Linked DNA regions of Homo sapiens: region 2 is linked to region 1. A link is a contact called in ENCODE Hi-C or POLR2A ChIA-PET data. All regions are on one chromosome and are shown on one strand. Each heading gives the region's core, a stretch centred on a gene start or an enhancer-like site at or near the end of the contact. The rest is flanking DNA. Distances are from core to core; before and after follow the strand shown.

Region 1 (7,070 bases), core at 2,822-5,321:
TGAGGGAAGGAAAATATTGATAATAATAGGATGTTCCGGGTAGATTAAATGTTGTAGGGAATCAAAGAATGGAGTCTTAATTGTCTCCTTTGAGTTCTGTTTTTTGACCTCATTGAACTCACAAGGGTTTACTTTTTACCACTAAATATTCCTATTATTTTATAGCTGTTTTTTCTTCCAATTTAACATGACTTTTTAATAATGATCCATTGCCCACATTTAGTGATAAGGTGAGGTTTGATTAAATAGTATTTGTACAGTACTACCTCCTACTTGGAGACACACGTTTATATAAACACAAGGTGTTATATAATTTGTTTCTCTGTTGGGGGGAGGGGGAAAGTAAATAAGGAAATATAAATTAATACCTGTTTTCTTTTCAGGATAAATAATATCTGAATATGTTTCTTTTTCTTTCTTTTTTCTTAATGCAGGCTTTATTTAGTTTGATTTTACCTTTAGAAATTTATAAACCATGGAAATACCCCACATTTTTGGGGATATTGGAAATAATCTCTGTGATGTCACTTTCTGAATCAGACTAAGGTTTGTTTATTACATCAGTTACAGGAAATAAGTGCATAAACCTGAATTAATCTGAGGATGTTGTGTTTGTAATGTTGCTTCCATTTTGTCCCTTTCCTTGAAGCTTGAGGCACTTGCACATCTCACTCAGTCTTCCTTTTCTCTACAGCTTTCCTGCTGTCCTAAAGAGACAAAAGGCATATGGCTTTCTCCAGCTGCATTTCCTGACCTGTTTCCTTGCCATAGATCGCTTCTAAAGCAACATTCCCACCATTTGAACTTCCATTCTTCCTCTGTCCCAAACCTAATATTAACAATAACAGGAGCCAATGCAATTTTTCATTATAATATGGTGTTTTACATTCATAGCACACACATTACTTTATTTGATCCTTGGAACTCGTGGATATGTAAATGGCAAGAGTTACTCTTCCATTGTGTAGATTACTAAAATGAAATATCTAGAGGTAATGTCACCTAGTACCACTGACTATAGTGTTGTGATACCAATACCAGAATAACAGGGCTCCTGACTTCTGACCCAAGGGAGATAAGGTGGATCATCTTAAGGTTATGGCTGATATATAATTGACGTTATCAGTTTTAGTAAATTTTATTTTACACGAAGAAACTGAGGCTAAAAGAAACGGAGCCACTAGTGCTTAGGGTGTCAACATCAGAATCAGATCTTTGATTCCCAGATTTAACATTTCCTAGATTCTGTGTTCTAATCATCTCAATGGACAGTGCAGATATTACTTGAGAAACATGTTTGCATTTCGTGAACAACTCCTGTTTATTTTCAACATTTTCTATGTATAAATAATGTTTGTGTAAGCATATATTTACTTAGGACCCGATATCTGTTCAGTACTGTTAATTGCCTTGGGAGAAAACAAAAGCAAAAATGTAAGGCCTGGGATTTCTATGCAAAAGGCCAAAAAGGGCTTTTGGTGAGATTTTAAAAATAGAAAACCAATTAGAAAATAATTAGGTGTATAGTGGTAGGCCCAGACTTGAATTTCAGTATGAATTTTGAAAAAGAATATATATTTTAAGGCCTACAAGGGCAAAAGTAGATGGGCTTTAAAGTTTGTGTAGGTAAGATTGTCTGTGGGTGAAGATGGGTAGTGGGATGGTGAGCAGGCAGAGTGGGGTTGGGGTGTGGGGTGGCACGGCCAGCTTTAATGGAGACAGGCGACTTCGATGGGGGGTAGGACATGAGGTGCACAGAGCAACAGTTTTCAGAGGTGCAGTAGGGATGATCCAGGGGATCAGAGAGGAAAAGAGTAAAGACTCTGCCAACCTTTCAGCCTGGAGCCTAGAGCCACAGTGTGAGTTAAAGATGTAAATTCCTTGGAATTAAGAACCATACCTTATTTAGCCATTTATACAGCTGCTTACCATGGTAATAATTAGAAATTAAGATGATGATCTTTTATGTGAGCAACTTTCCTAAATAACACTTGATGCTGCTGATAAATGAGACTTAGGTACAGTGCTTTTTCTGTAGGATTCAGGCCTAAATGGATCTAGGAGGATACTAGAGCTTCCGTTCCAAAGTACGTGCATTTGAATGATATGCTAAGTAATGCCTTGTGTATCCTTCAACAGGAAAAGTTCCTGCTATTAGGATAATTTGATATGCACTTGATGTTTGCTAATATGTTTCAATCACATAAATCCTTCTTGGATATTTTTGTTCTTTGTGGACTTCAGGTAAGTTTAAAGATATTCCACACACTTAAATATGTACACAAATGACTTTATAACAAGAAAGCAAATTTGTTTAAAAAACAAACCTACAATTCTGTCTCTCTAACACATCAACTCCATTTTCTCTGTACTCTTTTAGTCTTTGCCAATATATGTTTATAGTTTTCATAATATGTAACTAAAGATAGACATAATTTTGCATTTTTTTCACTTAATACTACAGAATAAGAATTCCCCACCATCATATTTAGCAATGGCATTATAGTTCTTGAAGTAAGCATCCCAGAATTTATTGAACTATTGCCATATTACTGGTCGTTTGTGTTATTTCACTGCTTTAAGTGTTTTTATGTTAGAGAACATAATGAAGGTCTTCATGGGTATAGCTTTTTGAGAAGCTAGACATGTTGAAGAAATTGGGAGCATGCTATTACTAGCTTCTATGAATTGGTATTTACTATGTATCCCTTTAATTAAATTCCATTCTGCAGTAAGTGTGATAGCTTTGCCGAAGCACTTGGGGGCCAAAAGGACATTTGTAACTGGTTAAGTTGGAAGATATTTATTTGTATAAGGTGGGTAGGGACAGGATGGACAGGCTATTTTTCTTGGCCACACTCACTGAATTTAAATAGGCAATGGAGATAAATCAGTTGTGGCCCAACTAGACTGCCTGGATATAATATCCTTTTGGACTGGATCATGTCGTTTCATTGCAGTCAGGATGGCTAAGCATGGTGATGGATCATAACTGACCAAACAGACAGGTTGGTTAGAATGTATGACCAGTCATAGCTGTGTAACTGAGGAACTGATTATATTCCTGTGACTAATGAAAAAGCCCAATCTTAGAGTAGCTGTGGTAATTATAATGAGAATACTAGTAAAACATTTTAAGGTGTTGTGTTCCAGACACTATTCCATGCATTACACACACACACACACACACACACACACACACACACACACACACACAGTCTCATTTAATCCTCATAATATTATGAGGTAGTGCTATTATTAATATCCATTTTCTGGATGAGGAAACTGAGGCCCCAACCAGTGAAATAACTTGCTTTGAGTCCCATATTAAGTAGTACTACCCAGGCAACCTGGCCCCAGAGCTTACTTACACGTGTAGTAACTACACTGTTCTTCCCATTTATGAGGTGATTAAACTATGGAGGCAGGCATGGCATACCTGCAGAACAGGACTAGAATCTCATAGGTTTTTGAACTTATTAGGCAGACCTAAGGTTTTTTACACTTCCTGAGGCTATAGAACAGAACTAATCTCTTAGCCTTAATGTCACTATAACGTAAAAACCACGTGAAGAGAATTACGATGGTGAGCAGAGGATAGGACACTTATTATAGTTGTTACCTCATTTATTTAATTCTTTGTTTCTTAGAGAATAAGATTCTGGTACATAGCAGGTTCCCATTAAATACCTATTGATTTAAAGTTTAAAACAAGGAATAATGGCTAAATGAATCATTGAATGCATATGTCTATTTCTTGGAGGTCTAATCATGTTTTCAAAACTTTGGCTCAACTGTAGTTAGTGCAGAGTATGTATGGTCATTCTGCTAGAGCAAAATCTTAGTATAGGATTAAAGAACTCTGCAAATTGTTAAAACATGCAGGTACACTAGTTTCAAAATGTATTAGTTTGATTTATTATTGTCATTTTCTGATAAAGAAAGGGGAGTAGTCTCCCCTAAAGTTTGGTGATTAAGTCACCAGCCACCTTTTCTATTTTGGTTGTTGTGGTAATTGGTGTTTCCTGGAAATTTTCCCTCTGTTCTATTAATAATGTTAAAGGGGGTTACAGCCGTGACTCACTCCAGGAAGTCAACCATCATTCGCTTCCTCAATCTCACCAACCAGTCCCCATGTACAAAATCAGCGACTTCTGCAAATGAGTTACTTTACAGCTCTCAAGAGAGTTCTAGAAAATACAGCTTTTGTATTTCGCTGTGTGCTTCCTGCCTTGGCAGAGAGTAAAACAAACCTTCATGTTTTGCTCCTTGGTAGTCTCGAGATAATTGACCAGTTAGGTAACTAGTGTAGTCTCACTCAAGAGAAATCCCACTTGCTGTCTAACAAAAGTCCCTTGGCACTCAGATTTGCAAAGTTAAACCTGGGGACAGTTCATGAAGTCCAGTGGAGTCTATACTTCTTTTATACCTGGCTTTATGTTTCTGTATTCATTATTTTGCTCAATGTTTAATTAAGTAATGAATATTTTAACTTGTTCAACATATAACTCCGTATGTCTTAGCACTGCTGTGTAGTAGATACCATCATAGGCACTGAGGATGCAGTACAGACATGGTAGCTGCCCTTGGGAACCTTCTATCCTAGTTATTGTTCACTATATTACCAAGTTAACCACAGGGAAAACAAGTTCAGAGAATACATAGGCTGTGGGCCTGTCCTAAAGGAATCAATCTGTAACCGACATGTCTAAAGTTGTGCAGGATAGGATTATTCCACTTAATTCTGTAATTTGTTTTGTCTGGAATTTATCTCATCTATGCCCCCACCCTCACTCATACACATAAACATGGAGATGGAACTTAACTGTGCATTCTCGTGGTACTTAAATTTTTGTACCTTGGATTATCAAAATTTTTGTTCATGTCCTAGCTTCTCTGCAAGTTCTTTGGTTAAAACCAGTGTGTGACACATCTCTGGATCAGAAATGTCTTCCTTTCTACCTTTCACCTTCCCCAACCTTCCTGGTCTCCTAGCACAGTGCCAGATGAATGACAGCTGTTTAGTATGTTTGGTAAATGCTAACTGTGTGTGATCTTAGAAAAGTTAGTGAACTTTGCTGATTTTCAGTGTCCTCTTTCGTAAAAAAGAGAATAATAACCATTTCTACTTCCTAGGTTGTTGTCAAGGTTAAGTATTATATTTAAAGTTTTTTTTTAGTAGTGACTAGCACTTAGTAAGCACTTACTGAATGTTATCATTAATAAATGATCTTACAAAGCAGTAGCATTTCCTTCTAGGATTTTTTTGTAGTCCTTCATGATTGATAGAGAAGAGACATGCAGTCTAGGATTTCACATCAGCTTTTTAAATATAGGAAACCAGATGTAAATATGCTGCTTCGGTTATTTACATCTGACATTCTTGCATGCTTGCTGACAAAACATTAAGTAAAAATTATGCTACTCTTTCCCTTAGATGTCAATTCATGGTCACATTAAAGTCACAAGATTTTTCCTGAAACTTACTGCTGGTACCAATTTTACCATAGGTTATCTTAATTAGTATCATCACACAGTGGTGCAGTTTGACCTTTGGGGTTTGATTCCAGTCCTTTGTTTATTCTGACTGTGAATGGAGGAGTCAGGCAGAATGACCTTTACATATCTTTACCTCCTTCTCCCATCTTCTGCTGGCATAGAAAACTTTGCATAAAGAAAGGCAACAGAGCAACTGCAAAATTGCTGGGATTAAAAAGAAAATTGTATGATAATGAGAAATCCAGTGTACTCTCTCTCCCTTAATATGTGTGTGTGTGTGTGTGTGTGCGCCTGTATACATCAGATATATGGATTGATGCAGTGTACTCTCTCTCCCTTAATATGTGTGTGTGTGTGTGTGTGCGTGCCTGTATACATCAGATATATGGATTGATTTCTTTTTGTTTATAAAAAATATTCACTTTTCAAAATGTATTTATACTATGCTATCATTGAATTCTTACATATCAACCCTTTGTGGTTGACACTGCAGAGATGATGAGCTCCATTTTATAAAGATGGGGCAGTTTTATCTCAACAACTAGTGTGTTCTAGATCAAGGACTGATTCCAGATTCTCAAAGTCCTACAACAGTAATCTTCACCATGCTGTGTGTATGCGTGCGTATGTGTTTATCAGAATATATTAGAAGATAATTTGCAAGCAGGGATTGGTTAAAGTTGAATGTTTATGTATTCTTTTGTAGTGTTGCTTACGTTTTAAATAAAAATAAAACTGCAGTGGATGTGCATTTGTCATCATTTAGAGGCCTTCAGACCCCAATTCGTAGTTTCTTCACAGTTGCCTCTATTTTCTGATTACTAGTCCCTGGAAGGTACAGTGTCAGAGTTGAAGGGATGTTCTCAAATCCCCCTAAAGTTTTCCATTGCAATACTCATTACAGTTTCTTTTTTTCTTTTCTTTTCTTTTTTTTTTTTTTTTTTTTTTTTTTTTTGAGATGGAGTCTCGCTCTGTCGCCCAGGCTGGAGTGCAGTGGTGTGATCTCGGCTCACTGCAAGCTCTGCCTCCCAGGTTCACGCCATTCTCCCACCTCAGCCTCCTGAGTAGTTGGTACTACAGGCGCCCGCCACCACGCCCGGCTAATTTTGTTTTTGTATTTTTAGTAGAGACGGGGTTTCACCGTGTTAGCCAGGATGGTCTCCATCTCCTGACCTCATGATCCGCCCACCTCGGCCTCCCAAGTGCTGGGATTACAGGCGTGAGCCACCGCGCCCGGCCGCAATACTCATTACAGTTTCTAATTGCGTATGTGTGTAAAAGAACATATAACTTCCTCACAGACTCAGCTGTACACTCTACAGGGGCATCATTGTATCTTAGGGGTCTAGCCTAATGGCTGGTGGGCACTAGGTGCTTAGCAATAACTATTGAATGAATGAATGAAAAAATGAATAAGTGAATTCAACACAACTTTTATTTATTTATTTTTATTATTATACTTTAAGTTCTAGGGTACATGTGCACAACGTGCAGGTTTGTTACATAGGTATACATGTGCCATGTTGGTTTGCTGCACCCATCAACTCGTCATTTACGTTAGGTATTTCTCC
Region 2 (7,070 bases), core at 2,558-5,057, 260 kb after region 1:
ACTCTGTGCCGTCTTTTTGATAGTGCTTTATTAAAACTGTAGCTTGTAATTGAGGATAGTTTTTCTATGGGACAATGCATAGAAAGCTGTGCATGGTGATAAAACCTTTTTTTCCCGACATTAGAGCAACTAGCCCATTGCATTCTTCCAGGCAACCAAATGAAGATGAAACGTGTGCCTGGAGTCACTGCCAGGCATGTGGGGCACAGCAAAGGCCAAAATATGGTTTTAGTTTGAAAACCCAACCTTGAATAATGGTTCATTCTATTCATCAAACTTTTAGGTCATGGGTCTTGCCTAGGTGAAGCCATCCAATGGAAATAATGTCTTGGAATTCTCTTGCCTTTATTATGTCAAATCTCTAATATATAACATCCATAAAGCCTAATTAATGGGAAAAACTGAGTGTATGTTTTAGCCATAACATTGTGGAAATAGGTTCTTTTAGTTTCACACAAATAGAGATCTTCTCACCCCACCGAGAAAACTCGCTTTCTCCTTTACGGAGGGCCCGCATGGAGGTTTAGAGGGAAGGAACCCTGAAATGAGAACTGTGAATAAGGTTGGCAGGAGATCTTTGACCTAGATTCTCCTCGACTCTGAGGATTTGGCGCTTCTGCTCTGCGACTCGCTTTTCTTACTTCTTGCCTACCCGGCAGGATAACATCAGTGGTTGTACCTTGTCTGCCGAAGCCTAAGGGAGGCTGCTCTGCTCTAAATAGCCAAGCATGAGCTTTACTTTACTATTTGTCTTTTGGTCCTAAAGGCGAGACTGTACAAGAATTAATAGTTGGAGAGGCAGCAAGGCATACGTTCACCAAATGGCATGAATTTCAAGATTTGTAGCTAAAAAGTACTCAGAGTAATTACATCCCTTGCTAAAGCAACAATTAATGTGAAATTCGGGTACACTACACTGAAGTCCTTTATCAGCAGATGGAAAAGTGGAGAGTTACTGGAGAGATCTCATTCTGCAAACATTCTGCTTCCAAGAAGAAAATCATCTTTGTTAGTGGTTTCTAAGTTGTCCCTCTTGATAATTATAACTGACATCTATTTGATATTTAATATGTTACAAAGCTTCTTCATATGAATCAGATATTATTATTCTCCAGTTTATATATGAGAAAATCAACAATAGAAAAAGAAATCACTGGAGAACTTAAGTAGTATCTTAGACATCAGGCCTAAGAGCCAGATGCTCCAAGCCCAGGCACTATTATAGCTGCCTTGACACGTGGAGACGGAGAGAGGTGGGTGTGGAGAGACCTCACTTTCCCCCAGCTCAGCCTAGATAAAACCCTTGTGTGCAGAGACCAGGGCCCCCTGACTGGATGCCCAGGCCTTTTCCCAGCTGCAGTAACTCTTCCAACAACTCCTCCTGTCTGTAATTCAGAATCATCCATCCTTGGCTATGACTCCAAATTTGGTTTAAGAAAAGGCATTTTATGGGCATCGATGCATGGCATGAGAAAGGGAATATGAGGAAGTAGAGATTTTAAGAAAATCAAGATTTCGAAAGTTGAAGATCAACTGGGATGAGTTTCAAAGCAAGAATCAAACTTTTAAAGTCAAAATTTCTGGGTCTTCCTCTTTGTGTCCTTAAAATTCATTCTTCAATAAAATGGAACATAAGAATAGAAGAACCAAGAGCATGCTTTTCTAATCCCAAGGAGCTGTGAGGAGTGTTCATTTAGAAGATTTCAATTCAGATAGTCAGGTATCCACCTTCCACTTCTTTCCTTCTCTGTGGCCATCGCTTTTAACCTGAAACAGAAGAGGTATCCAGCAAATCATCTGCCCCTGGCCAGAAGGGGTTCTCCTTCCATTTAAGCAGTGAGATGTTGAGAGTAGAGTATAATTCAGTGAGAGTCAAAAAGTAGAAGCAGCCACAGGAAATTGCAAACTGCAGACTTGACACAGCTAAATAGAAGGGGGGAAAAGAACGAAAATATCAGAAATATATTTTTTCTGGCAGGCTTTCAGCTCTAAAACGGGGCTAATTCTACCTTTTGAAAAGAAGATAATTTCAATGTTTCTTTTTTTTCAAGAACACATAATTGAAGTTATTTTCCCTCTGAGGGAAGGAACCTCTTGTACATCACTACAAATGGACAAGAAAAATGAGCAGCTCTGGTACCCAGAGTGATAGAGTATTCATTATCATGTAATCTTTTTGAATATCTTGGCTGCCTTTTCCCGGTGTTTTATCCGCCTGAGCGGTGCTTTTCTGGTAAGGTTCAGATTTGCAGTAAATTTGAGTTATCTAACACCATGTAACAAAGAAATCAACAGCAGGTAAGCACTCAAGAAAGAAAAATGATCACGCCAAGGTCAGCCCCAGAGGAACTCAGGGGGCTGACATTGCGACAGATAGTGGGTATCCATTTTGTAAATTGGATCCTTAGCACACAGGTTAAAGTAGGTAAATTGTAGTAACAAAGATGCAAGATGGTGTGGTGTTTTCCTGGGAGCCATTTGCACCTTAGTGCGGGCTGTTTCCCATGCTTCCTTTTTCCTTTAGAAAGGATGATGGATATTTTTCTTCTCCACTCAGAAAAGGGGCAGTGGGATGATAAGGTGATTAACCTTTGTGTGTTCTTGATTTCATGCCCCAAGTGTAGTGAAAGTTCAGTAGGCTGCAGAAACCCTGTGACCTGCCCATTGCTTACTCAGATTCAGAATGCTGAATGAAGTTCTGGATGTTTCAGGGGATGCTGACAACTGGCTTAAGTCCTCTCATAAATGGAAATCTCTGTCATAATGAGGTTTCCACTTACTCAGTGTGTCTATTTTTATAGACTACAAAGGATCTGTAAATATGAATATCTGTGATTTCACTCTAAAGATTGGTAATGATATGTGTCTTGCATACTATGGGCACAAATGGGCACAAAAAAATGATAGAGTAGAACCAAAGGAAGCTTTGAAAATAACATGTTACACATAAAGAAACTGAGGCTCAGAAAATGGAAATGATTTGAGCAAAATCACTGGACAACTTAAAGGCAGAACTAAGATTAAAGATATTCTGAATAGTCAGGTCTTCTGTATTTATGGGTTTCTATGTAAATGTATAATCAAATACCATGAAGTGTTATATGAATATGACAGATACTGTTATGTATGTTATTCTTAATCTAGTGGAGTTTCCTTCTTCATCAAGGGTCCTATTCATGTGTACATTTTGTTTCAGAAGCAAGTCTTCATTACTGCATAGTCCCACCCATAATGTTTACCAGGGATTTAGACCCAGATTTGGCTGTAAATTTGGCTTCATATTAAGTATTTTCTTGAATGACAATCACCTGGGCCCCTAGCAAGAAAAGAGGAATGGCAAAGAAGAACCAGTTTTAGATAATTTTCAGCTGAAAAAAAAAAAATCTTTATTTTAAGAAGGGAAAATACAGAAACATAGAAAGAATATAAAGCATTCAATTTCCCATGACTTTCAACGATTAACCTTTGAGCATATTGTATTGCCGTAAGGCAGGTCAGCCTGGCCAGCGAGTGACTTATCTCCATGTGGTAGTTCAGGGCCCAGTCTCCATCCTTCCTGTGCCTCACAAGGCCACATCTAACTGCAAGGAGCATGGGAAATGTAGTCTAGCAGTGTGCCCAGCAAGAGGAGGAAATGGATTTTGGTGAGCAGTTAGCAGGCTCTGCCATGCTTAGTAAACATCAGTCCTTTTTAAAGCATATTAGCCACTAAATTGCTCAGAATGCCACGATATCTGGCTGCGTTTTTTTTTTTTGAAAGTGTCAGTGGTCTTGGTGTTAGAAGATGTTTGCCAATACACTTACTTCAGAAGCATGACTTTCATAAAAACTCAGCTCCCATTTTTAAATCTCATAATGACTTCCCATTACTTAAAACAGGCTTGGCATTGACCATATCTTACTTCTCTTTTCTCATCCTAGTTCTGTTTTTTTCCCTTTTTTTTTTTTTTTTTTTTTTTGAGACAGAGTCTCGCTCTGTCGCCCAGGCTGGAATGCAATGATGTGATCTGGGCTCACTGCAACCTCTGCCTCCTGGGTTCAAGCAATTCTTCTGCCTCAGCCTCCAGAGTAGCTGGGACTACAGACACCAGGCACCCGCCACCATGCCCGGCTAATTTTTTGTATTTTTAGTAGAGGTGGGATTTCACCATGTTAGCTAGGATGGTCTCGATTTCCTGACCTCGTGATCCGCCTCCCTCAGCCTCCCAAAGTGCTGGGATTATAGGCGTAAGCCACCACGCCCAGCCTTTCCTCTTAACAGTTTTTTAGATATACATGTTCCTCCTGAAATGCCTTTAACTTTCTTCCTTCTTTCTTTTCTTCTTCTTCTTCTTTTTTTTTTTTTTCCGGCTGTTGTACGCAATTTATTCTTCAAGATCAAACTACAGGTCATCTTTTTTTGGCAGCCTTCTTCCGTCTCAGAACACTGAATTCATACCTGTGTTTTAGAGCTTAGACTTTATTGTAATTGCCTATTTTCATGTCTCTTTCTTCCCAAACTGTGAGTTGTTAGAGACAGGATCTCTGAATAATTTGTCTTTATACTTAAAGTTCTTGGCACTTGGTAATCCCGTAGGAGATTTATGTTAAGACAATTTTGACGGAGTCCTCTAAAATCTGTCGCTCAGTAACTCACCTGTGGATCATATAACGTTAACTTGCCTTTAGTAAGAGATTCGGGTATTTCAGAAACAAACATATTAGTGATTAAGATTGATACTTACAAGAATGTCTTTTTTTAAGAGAAAGGTTTGCTTCACAATGTCTTTGTTTTGCTATTTGGCAGCAAACCTCCACTCTGATAAAAGAAATCTTTGCTTAGATAATAGACTCAGACTAAAATCCAAACAGCCGCACAGTAAGAGAACTAGAAAGTCTTGGAGACAATGATATCAAAACCCCGAGAGGCATTGCAGTGAAGAAGTATGCCCAACTCAGCACACCCCAGTTTCAACGTTCTGCTGTTTTTAAGCAGCGGTACCTCTACAAGGTTGCTCACTTATCTTCTTAAGTCTCTATTTTCTCATCCAGAAATAGGATTACATGTCATACAGGGCTGTTGTGTAGGCATTTGAGATTTCACATCTGTGAAAGTAGGCATCTTGAAAAGGGTCTTGCAAACATGAGGAATTAATATGCTACAGTGAATATGTTGCTGATACAACTCACACTTCTACTTCTGAAGAAACGAGAAACAAAAATAACACAAACTATTCCCTTTCAGCACCTCCCACCACAAATATTCAATCGTGTTTTATTACCCATACAATATGCTAGAAGTTGCTTATTAACAAATAAGTTGGACACAGTTGTTCATTTTTCTTAGGAGGTATTGAGCCCTAAACACTATCGAGAGAGAGGTATTAGAGTAGGTCTCTGATTATGACAGTAAGAATAGTACTGGATTACTGCTTCTAGGCTCGAACACTGAAAGTTTTAAGCTGTCTTCTTTGGTGTAAGAGACAACTCTTAACGGAGGAACCCTGTGTTTCTCCATGGTGTATTCCACAGGTGTTAAGTATTCTGCACTGGGTTAGTGACAGCCGTGGAGTGGAGGTGGAGGCTGTTCTCTAGCCAAATAAACTTCAGAAATACTGAAAGAAATGGTCTCTCAGAATCTTTCATCATAAGAAAAAAACAGGAATCCATAATTAGCATTAGATAAAAGAGTAGAATCTAACAGAAAATAGCCTTTCCAAGTGTTATTTCAGAAACAGCATAGCAAGCAAATAGAGTATTCAGAGAACAAAAAGAATGATAACGTTTTTCTCAAAATCTGTGAAATATTGACAAGGTAAGTACTTTGAAATTAGATTTATACTTGAAATGTAAGTGCTAGGGGTAGAATCTAAATTTCTGGCTTAGATTTATAAAGGACAGGATCGGCCTTCTTGCTGCCTTGTCTATATTGAAAGGGAAACTGATATTAGGTTGAGACAATGATAAATTGTGTCTGTTCTCTGAGGGTCCATCCTAAGACTGAAGACAGGAATTATCAAGTTTTCTCTAACAGTCGTTTGGCTTAATTAAAACAACTTGCACCATTATTATTAGAGGTAATATTTTATACTTTTCTAGCACTCTCTGTGGGAAGCATCGTTTGCTTGGGGAAAAAATGCATGGCACTTGGAGACAGGTGACACCATATTTTGGGCTCAAGGTCTCCCTGTATTGCAAGCCTGGAGAAAAGGTGTAGGTCACTTCCCAACCTCATTTTCAATTCCACTACCTGAACTGTAATAATCCACTCCCTCAGAGGCAGTTTGAGAGATTCAAAGAGATCCTCTTTGTTACAATTGTCTGAAAGTAGTTAAACTCTATTTATCATGAAATGTGGGTTATCTCACTTTAATTCTTACAGAGACTGTGAGGTACCACTGGCAAGTCCATTGATAGAAGAGAACCTGAAGTTATGAAAGGTTGACAAGCTCACCTAAGGATGCCAAGTGAAGGTCATAGTCAAATCTCTGTCTCTAACCTTAATGATACTGCCGTATAATGTATTCCTTTATCTCTGGCCACCAGTATATTAGATAAACTCACCATCTCATTTCAGTCTTGCTGCTCTCCCATTCACCCTCTACTTCAGCGGGAACTTTCTAAATATGATTAGAACACTCTTCTAAAAACACTTACCGTGGTTTCTAATGCCTGGATGTTCCTAATTGAGAACATGCAAATATATTCCCCGTGGTCTGTGAACTTCTTGAAATTGTAAGTAAATTTTGTGTACACTGCAGATACCTGTTTTGTTGTTGTTGTTGTTGTTGTTGTTTTGTCAAAAGACAGTTTAACACATTAGATTTTGAGACTTGTCCACGTTCTTACCCAAGGCCTGGAGCCCCTAGCTCACCGAGAAGCCCTAAACATCTCAGCATGGCATGGAAGCAGTAATTAACTGACCCTTCCTATTTTTCCACCTGTCCAGACCGAAATACTGAACCACTTGTAGTTTTTCCCACTCACACCAAACTACGTCTCAACTTTGAAACTGTGCTCCTCTCAGGGTCCTTCACTTGGCCTGGGTTGGAAGCTCCAGGATAGCGGGTCATGTCTAGCATATCTTTATC

What was found. Hi-C counts contacts between places; a loop is a spot of excess contacts on that map. ChIA-PET counts read pairs that join two places held with the same protein, here RNA polymerase II (POLR2A). Pooled maps may share reads with other maps.
Region 2: a loop to region 1 is called in a pooled map, with 3 times the contacts of the local background. The contact joins two enhancer-like sites. A Hi-C loop is called at or near these places in 5 of 37 single-sample maps with no recorded cell type and 5 of 50 pooled maps. POLR2A ChIA-PET finds 5 or more read pairs at or near these places in 2 of 52 experiments (B cell and activated B cell).

The regions. Positions count from the first base shown.
Region 1 is chr3:188,435,185-188,442,254 of GRCh38, forward strand. All of the region lies in intron 4 of LPP (LIM domain containing preferred translocation partner in lipoma), which reads left to right. Among named protein-coding and RNA genes, the nearest start is that of LPP-AS1, 130 kb to the right of the region's middle. Within about 2 kb of position 4,072, at least 9 of the 41 ENCODE cell types and tissues checked have a DNase peak (open chromatin) inside an H3K27ac peak, as active enhancers do.
Region 2 is chr3:188,698,009-188,705,078 of GRCh38, forward strand. All of the region lies in intron 7 of LPP (LIM domain containing preferred translocation partner in lipoma), which reads left to right. Among named protein-coding and RNA genes, the nearest start is that of MIR28, 13 kb to the left of the region's middle. Within about 2 kb of position 3,808, at least 4 of the 41 ENCODE cell types and tissues checked have a DNase peak (open chromatin) inside an H3K27ac peak, as active enhancers do.